Linked DNA regions of Homo sapiens: all the other regions are linked to region 3. The links are chromatin contacts, found by Hi-C or POLR2A ChIA-PET in ENCODE. All regions are on one chromosome and are shown on one strand. Each heading gives the region's core, a stretch centred on a gene start or an enhancer-like site at or near the end of the contact. The rest is flanking DNA. Distances are from core to core; before and after follow the strand shown. Region 1 overlaps ACTN4 (actinin alpha 4). Region 2 overlaps SIPA1L3 (signal induced proliferation associated 1 like 3). Region 3 holds the start of FAM98C (family with sequence similarity 98 member C). Region 4 holds the start of ECH1 (enoyl-CoA hydratase 1). Region 5 overlaps SIPA1L3 (signal induced proliferation associated 1 like 3).

Region 1 (2,700 bases), core at 133-2,632, 260 kb after region 3:
CTTTCCCCGGGTTCCCTTCTTTCCCTGGGTCCCCTTCCCCGCAAAGCAAAGTCCAACTCAAGTTAGAAACATCCCACAGCCTGGAGTCAGGCTGCCCTCTCTTCAGTTGGTGTGTGATGTAGAAGCAGGAAGGGCTTCCCACTGATAACCCTAAAAATAACTGCCCAGAAATGCTGTCAGATGGGGCCAAGAGGTGCACAGGAGCCTGTGCCCAGCTGCCGACCTGGAACGTGGGACTTTCTAGAGGGCTTGGAGGAGCCCTGCCCCTTCCAGGCCTCTTCCCAACAGTGCTTCTCACGCCTGCTGCTCCATTCCCTTTTCCTCCTTCCTCCCGCGCCCCCCCCTTTCCTGGGGTCACTTCCTGATGCCATTCTTCAACTTCGCCCCTGTCCCCCCCAAAAGCAATCAAATCCACAACCTAATAAGGCAAAAGAATGAGGAGAATGTCCGCCTCCCAGCCTCTCCCCTAACAGGGTGCAGGCCTGAAGCAAATTTGGAAAATGTTACAACGGAGTGACAACCGATGGGGGCTGGGGGTGGGGCGGTGCAGCCTTGTTCAGGAGCTGCCCATTGTTGGCCTGAGGCAGGACCCTAAGGGAAGGCCACCCGGTTTGCGCTTTCCTGATCAGGCTGTTGACACCCTTCTAGCACAAGAAAATGTATGGAAAGTAACTGCCTGAGTCAGCTGCATCTCCAGTTGTGGGATCCACGTGCCAGGAGAACACGAAGTACACACAGGTCCGCAGTGGGAGCCCGCTCGGAGACACCTCCCCGCCATCACGGCTGGGACTGTGCATATCCAAACACTTCTTGCCTCTGAGATGAGCAGTTTTCTTCCCCTTGACTGTGCCAGGGTTCAATTAGCCTGGGCATTAATTAAAACTTGTCAACACTTAGAGTGGGGCCCCCAGAAATCTGTCACCCCTCCTAGATCATTATCCCAGGCTAATCAACCCTCTCTAAGGCAGTTTCCATTCTTGACTTAGTGGGAGGGAGGAACAAGCCCCTCGGTGCTGGGGAGCTCTGGGGGAGGTAGGGACTGACTGGGCCCAACCCACTTTGTTTTGGAAGGTCAAGCTTAGTAATTAACCTGAATGCTTGGGGGAGGGGGTGAAGGAGAAAGAACTGAGTCTAGGGATGTGCCAGGTCTTTCAAATTGCTAATTATCAGCGAGCATGAGGTCATCCGTAAATATATCTAATTCTTTAGCTTGTAATTAAGGTGCTCATTAAAAGTGCAGGGAAGTCTTGTTTTCCTAAAAGGGGAAAAAAACAACAACACAAAAAGTCTTTGTTTTGACCTGACACGATGGCTCAGAACAGGGGGAGGACTCAAGGCACAGGACTAGTTTCCTGCCTTAAAGAGCCTTTACAGGAAATTGACTGCAAACAGTATTGGTGACCCTGCCAAGGAGGCAAACCTAGGGTGATGTCATTGTTCGAAGCTGTCACCGCCAAGCCTCTGGCCTTGGGGCGAGGAGAGTTGGTGGGATTAAAAAATGAGTGTGTGTATGTGTGTGTGTGTTTAGCAGTCTCTAAAGAGGCGAGTCAAGGGAAAATCCTAGCGGGAGAAAAATCACAAGGGGTGGGGGGTGTCTCAGAAATATTCTTAGCTGGGTTCAACTTTCCTCGTTTTTCTAAGTTTAAAAAATCCTCTCTTACTATTTTTGCTCATCAAAATGCTGCTGCTTTTTCAGAGACAGCCTTTTTTGAGCCATTCCCTATTTAGTGTTTTGGGTAATTGGCTGTTACAGTATGGAATTTGTGGCCCAAAGGCAGCGTGGTAAGTTAGACACTAGGTGCACGGTGCCCCATTGTTATGAAGTGTGGAAACTGAGACGCTGGACTAGTCTGATGTATCTGTTTCTTCCACCAAAAAAAAAAAAAAACCATTTTGGAGAACTACCCAATGCCAGTGACTTGGCATCTCTGAGTCGCTAATCTTCCCATGTGCCTCCAGGAACCGTCTGGAGCGTCCCTGAAAAAAGGACAAGGTTTGTATCTTGTCATTTTTCCTCTGGCTGGAAGTCTAAGAGGTATAAACACAGTCTTAAAATGAAAGCAACAAAAATAAACTCAAAGCAGCCCTGCGTGAAGGCATTAATGCAAAATATGCAAGCTGGCTTCCTATTTATACGGCGGAAGGCAGTCAGAAGAGCCAGGCCTGGTTAAGGAAGGAGTTATGTCTCTGGAGGTGCCTGTTCCTTAGAATTACAAATAAACCCTGGGTGATTACTCAGATGAGGTTGTAATGTGGTGTCTCATTTCATGCTTTGCACAGTCCAGTTTCTTGATGGAACCAACGGCCTCTGAAATGCTAATGCAGGATCAGGATACAGTTAGAGTGCCCCCCTTCCTGTGCCCCTCCTAACATCCTAACAGCTTTAGAAGGAAGTTTGAAGATTAAACAGGAGAGCCATGTAAGTTTCCTGTGATCCTAGATCCTGTGATTTGTTAATATTCTTTCTCTTCAATCCACCTGACATTTACCCAGATACCATATTAGGCTTGGAGATACAACAAGAAAGAAAACCAACCCAACCCTGTCCTTAAAGAAAAGATGGACGATGAAGGGCCAGGCGCAGTGGCTCACTCCTGTAATCCCAGCACTTTGGGAGGCCAAGGCGCACAGATCACGAGGTCGGGAGTTTGAGACCATCCTGGCCAACATGGTGATACCCCGTCTCTACTAAAATACAAA
Region 2 (2,700 bases), core at 70-2,569, 350 kb before region 3:
CACCCTATAGTATAGCCTGTGAGCTCCTGTTTGACCATAGGAATTCTGTGTCTTGTGCATTGCCATATCCCCAGCATCTAGAACAGGACCTGGCCCGAAAGAGCTGCTCAGTAAATATTTGTTGAATGAATGAACCGACATGGCCAGTGACACAATGTCTCACTGGGTAGGTTTGTGTTATTTTTTCCTCCTTCGACCTCGATCCCTCCTGCCACTCACTTTATAGTAGAGGCAGTCACAGGCGATCTGTGGGTAGAGCGATGATTGAACCCGGGCCGGGCTGACCCCAGAGCGCACGCTCCTTTGCCCGCCCCTGCCACACTGGTATCTTTCCCTTGATGCTGACGGAGGGATGTGACACCGCAGCCAGCCAGGTCTCCTCATGGAGGGCCTCGGACCACGTGTCATTTTAGAGACCCCAGCGGCAGTCCAGATCCTGAAGTCCGACCTTTGATTCAGGAACAGAGCAGCTGCAGGAGTGCCAGGCTGGGCTTTCTGGTCCTGTCTCTCATCCTCAGCTCCAGTCAGCTGGGGATTAACCCCCTGCCGTCATCAGGAGAAATACAACATGGGAAACCGGCGGTAACTCCACTGTGGTAAAGGATGTGAGGGAAACAGTGACCCACTGCAGAGGGTTTCCTGAGCTCTCGTGCACAGAGAATCGTGCGTGTGCCTCTGGGTGGGCAGGGGACATGCAGCCTGGGTGAACATTTCCCATACACTAGGATGAATTGGCCCTTCCTGTTCATGCCTCTAATGCCCCATTTCCCTCCTACAGAGATTTTCTCTTGTTTAACAATTAAAAGATAGCAGGCTGCTTTGTGGTTCTCAGTCAGGATGCTTTTTAGTTGCAAGTAACAACCCTGGCACCATCTGGCCAATGGTTAAGACATGTGATGTGTTCTAGAAGCCCAGGGGTGGATGGGCACCAGGTGGATAGGATCAGCAGCTCAAGCATGTCTGTCAGGGACTCAGGTTCTCAGCCTCCAAAGGCCTCTGTATGCCTCTTGGTTCCAGAATGGCTTCCAGTGATAATCAGGGCCACTTGCCCTTGTCCACAGGCATCAGGAGAGAGAGAACACACCCCACTGATGGTTATAAGTGGTTCCCCTCAGTCTACAGCTGGTCCAGCTGAGGTCACGTGCCCCTCAACCAGGCCGGTCAAGTTACTAGAGGAATGCCACATCCTGATCACTCTTGACCAACTGGGTTCTGTTGTCTAGTAGCTGAAAAAAGCAGAAGTGGAAACTGAGTAGACAACCATTAATGCCTGCCAAGCTCAGTCCCTGACCAAGTCCCCTCCCTAAGTTAGCAAATCGTGTCAGGCCCAACAGATTTTGTGGCATTTGAGAACAAAGAAGTGTGGTTTTCTTTTGAAGAAGTTTAGTGACTTGCGTCCAATTTCTGCCTCCTGCATCATCCACCCTCAGTTAACACCCAAAAAAGGGGGCAGGCTGGGCGCGGTGGCTCACACCTGTAATCCCAGCACTTTGGGAGGCTGAGGCGGGCAGATCATGAGGTCAAGAGACCATCCTGGCTAACACGGTGAAACCCCGTGTCTACTAAAAATACAAAAATTAGCTGGGTGTGGTAGTGCACACCTGTAGTCCCAGCTATCGTGAGGCTGAGGCAGGAGAATCGCTTGAACCCAGGAGGTGGAGGTTGCAGTGAGCTGAGATTGCGCCACTGCACTCCAGCCTGGGCGACAGGGCGAGACCCCATCTCAAAAAAAAAGCGGGGGGTGGACAGGGGGCAAGTGGAGTCTGGCTGCCAAAGACTACTTGTCTGATGGTGGGGAAAAAAAATGGGTGTCTCCTCCCTTGTCACTGGGAAGGTTTTTGTTTCTCTTTCCATCTTCATCCTCTATAGGTCCTTTCATTCCTTCCCCCAGTCTGAAATATTTCCGGTGTGTCTGTAGCTGTGCACACATCCTTGCAAAATATATATTGAGGTTTGAGTAAAGAGTCAGCTTCCGGGGTTTGGAGCTCTGTATCTCATTCTTTCGGTTTCTTCTGGTTTTCACCAAATAGCATGTGTTCGCCATCTAGCCACGTTGCTGGATGTGTGTCCAGTGTATGGCGTCTGGCAGCTGAACAGTTGTACATGCTGTACATCTGCCACGGCTCACGTGTCTGGTCCCCTGGTGTTGGGCATCCAGGTTGCCCCTAGCTCCACCCCACTTCAAACCATGCTTCAAGTGAGCATCCGCCTACCTTTGCCTTAGGAACCCATGGGGCTTACCCCCAGGAGTCAGTTGCAGCCGGAGATAGGCATTCTCTCTCCCCAGGGGTGGGATTAAGGCACCTGCCACAACACCCAGCTAATTTTTGTACTTTTGGTAGAACTGGGGTTTTGCTCCATTGGCCAGGCTGATCTTGAACTCCTGAGCTCTCTATGAGGCTGCTCTGACCCGCGTTCCCCCGAGAGCACAGGAGGGTCCCGCTTCCCCATACCTCTCGCCACTTTGCTGTTGTCCTGCTTCCCAGTTTCACCAATCCGAAGGGTGTCAAGTGGGGTCTCCGGGGTTTTAATGCTCTGATGGTGAGTCTGGCTGAGTGCCTCTTCATGCCCCTGTTAACCTAATTCAGGCTCCCCTTTCCAAGAGAGGCCCAGTCAGCACAGGCATTGGAAGGCAAATTCTGGAGCCGGTGACCTGCGTTTGAATCCTGACCCTGCCATGTAACCCAGCAAGTTAGTTCA
Region 3 (2,700 bases), core at 149-2,648:
ATTTGGCAGGAACATGGAGCTGGCGAGTAACAGAATCAAGCCCTAACCCTTTGCCTGATTCCTAGGGTGTAATCTCTTAACCACTATGGTGCATTGCACCTGCTCACTCCAAGGCCTAAGAGGGAGAGGAGTGAAGGCCTAACAGGCACATCGTGATCGATGAGGAGGGCCTGGTGTGTGAGGGGTGTGCTGGGATTCCTGGGTCCCTTATGTAATTCAAACCCTGAGGTGGAAAGGAGGGAGGAAGTTTTGGATTTTAGGCAGAGTTGGGTGAACACCACTCCGTCTGGGCTGCTTTAAGAGCAGAGGACAGGGCCAGGAACACTGGCTCAAGCCTGTAATCCCAAGCTTTGGAAGGCTGAGAGGGAAGGATTGCTTGAACACTGGAGTTAGAGGCAAACCTGGGCGACATAGCTAGACCCCTCTCTACAAAACTTTATTTCTTTTTTGACACGGAGTCTTGCTCTGTCCCCAGGCTGGAGTGCAGTGGCGCGATCTTGGCTCACTGCAGTCTGTGTCTCCCGGGCTCAAGCAATTCTCCTGCCTCAGCCTCCCAAATAGTGGTGACTACAGGCGTGTGCCACCACGCCCGGCTAATTTTTGTATTTTTATTAGAGATGAGGTTTCACCATGTGCCCAGGCTGGTCTCGAACTCCTGACCTCAAGTGATCCACCCACCTCAGCCTCCCAAAGTGCTGGGATTACATGCGTGAGCCACCGTGCCCGGCCTCTACAAAACTTTAAAAAAAAAAAAAAATTGGCCGGTTGCAGTGGCTCACGCCTGTAATTCCAGCACTTTGGGAGGCCGAGGCAGGCGGATCGCTTGAACCCAGCAGTTGGAAACCAGGCTGGGCAACATGAGGAAACCTTGTCTCTACAAAAAAATTAAAAACAAATCAGCCAGGCGCGGTGGTCTGCGCCTGTGGTCCCAGCTACTAGGTGTAAGCCACCAAGGCTGACTGATTTTTAAAAATTTAGCTGGGAGGCTGAGGCGGGAGGATCTCTTGAGCCCAGAAGGTCGAGACTGCAGTGAGCCGCGATGGCGCCACTGCAGTCCAGCCTGAACGATAGAGCGAAATCTGCCTCAAAAACAAACCAACAAAACACCAGCAGAAGACAACTGAGGGAGGAAAAGGAAAATGGCACCGAAGTTGTTTTTATGTCGCCGCAACAGTGACACCCGCCGCCAGCTTGTCTTGACAGCGGAGATCCCGAACGCACTGCAATTTACAGCTCCAGGGGGCGTTCCTACAACCCCGACAGGTTAGCCGAGGGGCGGGGCGGGCGGGCCCCGGGGCGGGTTCGGCGTCCTCCTGCGCCAATGGGAGCACCCAAGCCCCTGCGCGGGAAGATGCCGATTGGTCAGTGCCGCCGGACGCTGCGGGGAGCTCGTGCGCGCGGCGCTTTTGGGGCGGAGCCTGCCACCGGCCGCCAGGGGGCGCGCCGAGACCACACTTTCATGGAGGCGGTGAAGGCGGAAGCGTGGGAGGGGGCCGCGGTGGCCCAGGACCTGCTGGCTCTGGGGTAAAAGGGTGTGCGGTGAGGCTGGTGGGTGCAGGAAGGCCAGGTCTGCCCCCTGGACGCGGACGAAAAGGGATTCCCAGTGACATCCCCGCCCCCTCCCGCTGCCTCGGTCCCCACAGGTATGGAGGTGTCCCGGGGGCGGCGTCGCGGGGCGCCTCATGCCCAGACTTCAGGGGGCTGTGCGTGCGGCTGGCGGCGGAGCTGGCGACGCTGGGCGCCCTCGAGCAGCAGCGAGAGGCGGGCGCGGAGGTGCTGAGCGCCGGCGACGGTAAACACGGAGCGGGAGGGTGGCAGGGGGGCCGCCACGGGGCCACCGAGCCCTGACACCCCTGTCCTCGCAGGCCCTGGCGCGGAGGAGGACTTTCTGCGGCAGCTCGGCAGCCTGCTGCGGGAGCTGCACTGCCCGGATCGCGCGCTCTGCGGCGGGGATGGCGCGGCTGCGCTTCGGGAACCCGGTGCCGGACTGCGCCTGCTGCGTGAGTCCCGGGATGCAGAAGTGGCAAGGCCATGGCCTCCGGAGCGGCGGGCTCTGACTTTTTAGGGGAAATCGAGGTTCCCAAGGGGTGTGGTCAGAACTTTGGGGCGGCCCAGAGGGTACGAGGTGGGTGGGGTGAGCATGTTGGGGCAAGCAGAGCGCTCTAAAATGGGCGGGGGTAGAATTTCGTTTTATTTTTTATTTATTTTATTATTATTATTTTTGAGATGGAGTTTCACTCTTGTTACCCAAGCTGGAGTGCAGTGGCGTGATCTCGGCTCACTGCAACCTCCACCTCCCAGGTTCAAGTGATTCTCTTGCCTCAGCCTCCCGAGTAGCTGGGATTACAGGCGCGCGACACCACACTCGGCTATTTTTAGTAGAAACGGGGTTTCACCATGTTAGCCAGGCAGGTCTCGAACTCCTGACCCCAGGTGATCTGTCCACCTCGGCCTCCCAAAGTGTTGGGATTACAGGCGTGAGCCCACCACGCCCGGCCCGGGGTTAGAATTTTAATTGGAGGGCCTAGGAGCTCAAGTGGGTTGGATTAGGAGGAAGGCTTGAGGTTTCAAAGTGGGCAGGAGTGGAATTCGTAGGAGGGGACAGGGTCTCAAGGTGGGGCTTACTCTGGAAGGCTTTAGGTGGGGGGGACTAGAAGGTGGAGGATTTTGTTTTGTTTTGTTTTTAAGTGGAGGTGGGGT
Region 4 (2,700 bases), core at 36-2,535, 430 kb after region 3:
CCATGGTGGCACCTGCCTGTAATCCCAGCATTTTGGCAGGCTGAGGTGGGAGAATCGCTTGACCTCAGGTATTTGAGGTTACAGTGATTTATGATTAGGCAACTGTACTCCAGCCTGGGTGACAGAGAAAGATATTGTCTCCAAAAAAAAAAAAAAAAACACACAGATAAAAGTGTGAGTTAGGGGCCAGGAGCAATGGTTCAGGCCTATAATCCCAGCACTTTGGGAGGCTGAGGCAGGCAGATCATAACGTCAGGAGATGGAGACCATCCTGGCCAATATGGTGAAACCCCGTCTCTACTAAAAATACAAAAATTAGCTGGGTGTGGTGGCCCACGCCTGTAGTCCCAGACAGAAGAATTGCTTGAACCCGGGAGGTGGAGGTTGCAGTGAGCTGAGATTGCGCTACTGCACTCCAGCGTGGCAACAGAGCAAGACCCCGTCTCAAAAAAAAAAAAAAAAAGTGTGTAAGTCAGAAGCTGCTTAAAACCCTAATTCAGAAGCACTGCTCCACTGTCTATTGCCAGGAGCTAGGAAGGCTGGCAGGGTGTGTGAAGAGCGTCTGGTACCTGCAGTGAACATTTTTCCTGCACCAGAGATCACCACCGCCCGACAGTCAGCGTCTCTCGAAATCTTGTTGAAGCACTCTACCATCTCTCTGTGAAGCAACGAGTGAAGGGTTACAAATGGGGCGGGAATACCCTGCCCTCATGTCCATCTTCCCACAACGTTCCACTTTCACCCAGTCCCGCAGCCCCGCCTCCCCCCGCAGGCAGGCCTCCAGGATCTGCAGGTCAGACCTCCAGAAGACCTTGTTCATGGCATTCCTCTTGTTGGGCCGGTTGAGCTGGACATGCAGAACATGTTTCTGCGCAGACGTCACACGAAGGGACTCATAGCTGTGGTCTGGGGCTTCACCGAGGGCTACTCCGGAAGCCTCCTCTTGTGCAGAGGAGCCAGTGAGGCGAAGGCTAATACTGAGTCCCGGGTAGTTGGAGCCTGTCAGTCCTGGGGAGAAAGGAACAGCCTTTGATGACCCCAGACTGCAAGACACAGGCCTATCGAATTAGGGAGTCCTTCAAAAGGGAGCACACGCACCCCTGAATTTAGGGGACTCGGGCCCTTCGTGACCCCGGATAGCCCTCCCCGTCCTACATCTGCTATAACAGCACGACAGCGCGACGCACCCCCATAAGGCAAGAGGTGACTCACGCCGGGTCAGTAGGTCGCGGAGTCTGCGAGAAGCCACTATCCCCGCCGCCATCGCCGCCGCCTTCGTCTACTGCGTTCGGACGGAGTAACGTGCCCGTTAGCGGAGGGGGCGGGCACAGAAGGCCGCCATGTTGAGCGAGGGCACCGATGCCGCAACCTGACAGGCAATGACGCCGTTCTTTCCGCCATCTTTACTAAGGGCAGTCGATTTCCGGTTGCCTTACATAGAGCCAGGCTCAGAAATGGACCCTTTGCCCCAGTGGGAACCTGGCCAAAGAAAATAGCTCCTGCAATGGCGTGAACCTGGGAGGCGGAGTTTGCAGTGAGCCGAGATCGCGCCATTGCTCTCCAGCCTGGCGACCGAGCGACACTCCGTCTTAAAAAAAACAAAACAAACAAACAAAAAAAAAAACAGAAAAGCAAACAGCTCCCGCTAAAGTTCATCACACAGCTGTTTCATAATGGTGGAATAATAGGCGACAGCTGAAATGTCCAAGGACATAATTGCAGCAGAGCTTGTAATCATGCATGTATATATCATGTTAACTAAAAATAAAAGAAAACTTGCAGTACTGTGAGTTTACTCAGGTAAAGGAATGAGTACAGACGGGCCAACATTAAGCGCTGACTGTATAATATGAACTCCCACCAGGAGGTCGTACTATTTCCTACTATATGCAGAGGAAACTGGCCCAGGCACGGGAAGACACTAGGTTCAAGGTCGGTGGGCTTCAGAAGGGCTAAAGCAGGATTACCTGGCACCAGAGTTCATGTTCTTAGCCTGGCGCAGTGGCTCACGCCTGTAATACAAGCACTTTGGGAGGCCGAGGCAGGCGGATCACCTGAGGTCAGGAGTTCAACAGCAGCCTGGTCAACATGGCGAAACCCCGTCTCTACTAAAAATACAAAAATTAGCCGGGTGCGGTGTCCGGCACCTGTAATCCTAGCGGGAAGAGAATGGCTTGAGCCCAGGAGGCGGAGGTTGCAATGAGCAGAGATGGCACCACTGTACCCCAGCCTGGGCGACAGAGCAAGATCTCAAAAAAAAAAAAAAGAAGAAAAAAAAGTTCATGTTCTTAAAAAAAACAAACAAAACAAAAAAACCGAAATTCCCTTGGGAAAAGCCAGCTACCAAAAGGCATAAAAAGTACTGTAAAACTGCTGGCCGGGCGCGGTGGCTCACGCCTGTAATCCCAGCACTTTGGGAGGCCGTGGCGGGCAGATCACGAGGTCAGGAGATCGACCTCCTGACCTAGCTAACACAGTGAAACCCCGTCCCTACTAAAAAAATACAAAAACTTAGCGGGCATGGTGGCGGGCGTCTGTAGCCCCAGCTACTGGGGAGGCTGAGGCTGGAGAATGGCGTGAACCCCGGAGGCGGAGCTCGCAGGGAGCCGAGATGGCGCCACTGCACTCCAGCCTGGGGACAGAGCGAAACTCCATCTCAAAAAAATAAAAAAAAAAAGTACTGTAAAACTGCTTAAGTAT
Region 5 (2,700 bases), core at 1-2,500, 400 kb before region 3:
AAGACCCCAGTCCCTGGAAGCCACCTTTCTATTTTCTGTCTCTATGAGATTGACGAATGTAAGTGTCTCCTATGAGTGGAATCATCCGGTATTTGTCCTTTTGTGGCTGGCATATTTTATTTAGTATCATGTCTTTAAGGTTCATTCATGTTGTATATATCAGAATTTCCTTCCTTTATGAGGCTAAATAATATTCCAATTCATATTTAAGGCTAAATAATAATGATATGTATATATCACATTTTGTGGCCAGGTGCGGTGGCTCACACCTGTAATCCCAGCACTTTGGGAGTCTGAGGCGGGCGGATCACAAGGTCAACAGATTGAGACCATCCTGGCCAACATGGTGAAACCCTGTCGGTACTAAAAATACAAAAATTAGCTGGGAGTGGTGGCGTGCGCCTGTAATCCCAGGAGGCAGGAGAATCGCTTGAACCTGGGAGGCGGAGGTTGCAGTGAGCTGAGATCACGCCACTGCACTCCAGCCTGGTGACAGAGCGAGACTCCATCTCAAAAAAAAAAAAAAAAAAAAAAAAAAATTTATATGTATATATATATATCTCACATTTTGCTTATCTATTTATCTGTTGATGGACACTTGGGATGCTTCTACCTTTTGGCTATAGTGAATAATGCTGCTGTTAACACTGGTGTGCTGGCAGGGCACAGTGGCTCATGCCTGTAATCCCAGCACTTTGGGAGCCAAGACAGGTGGATCACTTGAAGCCAGGAGTTCGAGACCAGCCTGGCCAATGTGGTGAAACCCGATCTCTACTAAAAATACAAAAAAATTAGCCAGGCGTGGTGGCATGCTGCTGTAGTCTCAGCTACTCGGGAAGCTGAGGCATGAGAATGGCTTGAACCCAGGAGGTGGAGGTTGCAGTGAGCCGAGTTCACACACTCCAGCCTGGGCAACAGAGTGAGATTCCATCTCAAAAGATAAAATAAAAATAAGACTGAAAACAGGAGAGTTTATTCAGTAAACATCAACTGAAGACCCTACTCTGGGCCAGGCACCAATGAGCAAGGCAGGCACAGCTCCTCCCTGGTGGAGCCCACAGCCAGGGAGAAAACACAAGAACCGCAGAGCCATATGGATAAGTACTGTGTTCTGCGTGCTCTGAAGAAGAATGGGATTTTTCAAGCTGTAGTACAGGGAGATTCACAGAGGCTCCCCAAGGAAGTATAGTTTAAGTGTCATTTTCTGGGTGCAAATGGAAAACGTGAATTTGGTGTATGTCTCTAGATAAGCCCCACTTCTGAATGATTCCGGCTGTGGGCAGGGATCCCCAGATGGGCGTTGCTATGGAAGCAGCTTGCACCTCTCACTTCCTGACTTGAGTTTATTTCCGAGTTTCCCGTGCCACCGCCAGTTCCCAGCTGTAAATACAGACGTGGCAGGGTCCCTTTTTCCTGCTGCCTCGTAGCTGCCCAGAGAACGGATGTGGCTGGAATCCAGCCCAGGAGCCTCCTCCCGAGAGAGCTCGTTGTGGAACCTGCCATGTGGCGGTTTCTCTTCCATCCCGCCTCTTTCCTTTGTCCTCTCTCGGGACTGTGCCAGCGTGCCCCAGCCTGTGTTTTGAAACTTTAGACCCCAGCTTGTATTTGGTAGAGAAATGAGCTCATGAGGGCTTCCTCCGCCACCCAGCAACCGGGAAGTTGAGTCAAATCTCTTTCATTTCAGATCCATCCCCCACCCCCACCCCCAGGCCAGATTTGCCACCCTTCTGACAGAAACTGGGTTAGCTGTTCTCTGGGACTGTTTGTGAGGAGGGGACTTGTTGACCTGAACAAAGGAACTACAAACAAGACAGGGGAGGGATGTGGCTGATTGCTCACTGGGATTGGGACTTTTCAGCTACCCTTCAGTGCTTTCGAATAGTAATTGCTAACGTGTTGAGAATTTACAGTGTGCTAGACAGTCTTTAAATCACTTTTAATCCATTTAACAGCTCAATCAAGTGTATATAATTATCCCCATTCTAGAGCTGGGGAGGCGGTGGGCAAGTTCGGCAAGTTGAGTCATTGGCCAAATTCCTGTACTGCAGCAATTTAGGCAAAAAGTGGGCATTTAACCAGAGGCTCCTGGGGCGGCCCAGAGACCTGAAGAAAGCCTCAGGACCAGTCAGTTACTTGGTTGCAAGTAACAAAAACACCAACTCAAATAGACATAAATTTTAGGGGAAAGGATTGGCTCATTCAACTGGAAAGCCCAGAGGTGGGGCAGATGTCTGGGCTGGCTGGTCCAGGAGCCTGGGGCTATTGCCAGTGACCCATTTTCCTTCTGTCTCTTTATTGTTCCCTCTGATGTCAGTGTCATCCTCAAACGTGGCTCCCCTGAAAGTTGCACACCAGCTGCCAGGACCCGCTCAGGCTTGTGTCCTTATCCCTGTCCTGAAAGAAAAAGAAGGTATCTGTCCCGAACTATCATGCAAAACCTCAGAGCTCCTGTCTGATTGGACTAGCACTGGTCATGTGATCTTCCCCGAACCAATCACTAATAAGAGGGGTGAGCTCACACTAGCAGGCTGGTTGCAAAACCTGCCATAGAGGAAGGGCGGGCTGGGTGCTGGGATTGGAACCAGGACACACATGCCACTGTATCTGCATTCTCTTCCTCACTTGTTCACTCCCCACCTCTAGATCTGCGTTATTCATTCTCTTATATTCAGTCTGTCTTTCTGCTTTGTATTCTACTGG

Evidence for each region. A loop is a pair of places that touch in the nucleus more often than their neighbours do. ChIA-PET counts read pairs that join two places held with the same protein, here RNA polymerase II (POLR2A). Pooled maps may share reads with other maps.
Region 1: a loop to region 3 is called in a pooled map, with 3 times the contacts of the local background. The contact joins the enhancer-like site here to the promoter of FAM98C in region 3. A Hi-C loop is called at or near these places in 2 of 50 pooled maps. POLR2A ChIA-PET finds 5 or more read pairs at or near these places in 6 of 52 experiments (CD4-positive, alpha-beta T cell, CD4-positive, alpha-beta memory T cell, CD8-positive, alpha-beta T cell and 3 more).
Region 2: a loop to region 3 is called in a map with no recorded cell type, with 4 times the contacts of the local background. The contact joins the enhancer-like site here to the promoter of FAM98C in region 3. A Hi-C loop is called at or near these places in 1 of 37 single-sample maps with no recorded cell type and 2 of 50 pooled maps. POLR2A ChIA-PET finds 5 or more read pairs at or near these places in 2 of 52 experiments (B cell and CD4-positive, alpha-beta T cell).
Region 4: a map of dorsolateral prefrontal cortex shows a loop between it and region 3 (4-fold over the local background). The contact joins the promoter of ECH1 here to the promoter of FAM98C in region 3. A Hi-C loop is called at or near these places in 3 of 168 maps with a recorded cell type or tissue (PC-9, dorsolateral prefrontal cortex and naive thymus-derived CD4-positive, alpha-beta T cell), 6 of 37 single-sample maps with no recorded cell type and 15 of 50 pooled maps. POLR2A ChIA-PET finds 5 or more read pairs at or near these places in 17 of 52 experiments (A549, BJ, CD4-positive, alpha-beta T cell and 13 more).
Region 5: a loop to region 3 is called in a pooled map, with 2.7 times the contacts of the local background. The contact joins the enhancer-like site here to the promoter of FAM98C in region 3. A Hi-C loop is called at or near these places in 1 of 50 pooled maps. POLR2A ChIA-PET finds 5 or more read pairs at or near these places in 4 of 52 experiments (A549, A673, BJ and 1 more).

The regions. Positions count from the first base shown.
Region 1 is chr19:38,665,834-38,668,533 of GRCh38, forward strand. All of the region lies in intron 1 of ACTN4 (actinin alpha 4), which reads left to right. Among named protein-coding and RNA genes, the nearest start is that of ACTN4, 20 kb to the left of the region's middle. RefSeq lists enhancers at 1-635, 276-570, 636-1,325, 2,164-2,243 and silencers at 276-570, 896-1,190. Within about 2 kb of position 1,383, at least 35 of the 41 ENCODE cell types and tissues checked have a DNase peak (open chromatin) inside an H3K27ac peak, as active enhancers do; they include CD4-positive, alpha-beta T cell and CD8-positive, alpha-beta T cell, where a contact is called at or near this core.
Region 2 is chr19:38,047,357-38,050,056 of GRCh38, forward strand. The region is part of intron 2 of SIPA1L3 (signal induced proliferation associated 1 like 3); the gene reads left to right. Among named protein-coding and RNA genes, the nearest start is that of SNORD152, 110 kb to the right of the region's middle. RefSeq lists enhancers at 333-1,081, 1,735-2,264. Within about 2 kb of position 1,320, at least 13 of the 41 ENCODE cell types and tissues checked have a DNase peak (open chromatin) inside an H3K27ac peak, as active enhancers do; they include B cell and CD4-positive, alpha-beta T cell, where a contact is called at or near this core.
Region 3 is chr19:38,401,695-38,404,394 of GRCh38, forward strand. It overlaps FAM98C (family with sequence similarity 98 member C), which reads left to right and starts at 1,399. Exons shown (of 8, transcript NM_174905.4): 1 at 1,399-1,524; 2 at 1,644-1,792; 3 at 1,866-2,000. The coding sequence starts at 1,460. RefSeq lists silencers at 1,186-1,515, 1,706-1,905.
Region 4 is chr19:38,830,509-38,833,208 of GRCh38, forward strand. ECH1 (enoyl-CoA hydratase 1) reads right to left here and starts at 1,286. Exons shown (of 10, transcript NM_001398.3): 1 at 1,213-1,286; 2 at 801-1,008; 3 at 570-658. The coding sequence starts at 1,264. All of the region lies in intron 1 of LOC124904712 (a long non-coding RNA gene), which reads left to right. RefSeq lists an enhancer at 1,185-1,334.
Region 5 is chr19:38,002,206-38,004,905 of GRCh38, forward strand. The region is part of intron 1 of SIPA1L3 (signal induced proliferation associated 1 like 3); the gene reads left to right. Among named protein-coding and RNA genes, the nearest start is that of SIPA1L3, 96 kb to the left of the region's middle. RefSeq lists enhancers at 1,276-1,807, 2,214-2,333. Within about 2 kb of position 1,251, at least 36 of the 41 ENCODE cell types and tissues checked have a DNase peak (open chromatin) inside an H3K27ac peak, as active enhancers do; they include A673, where a contact is called at or near this core.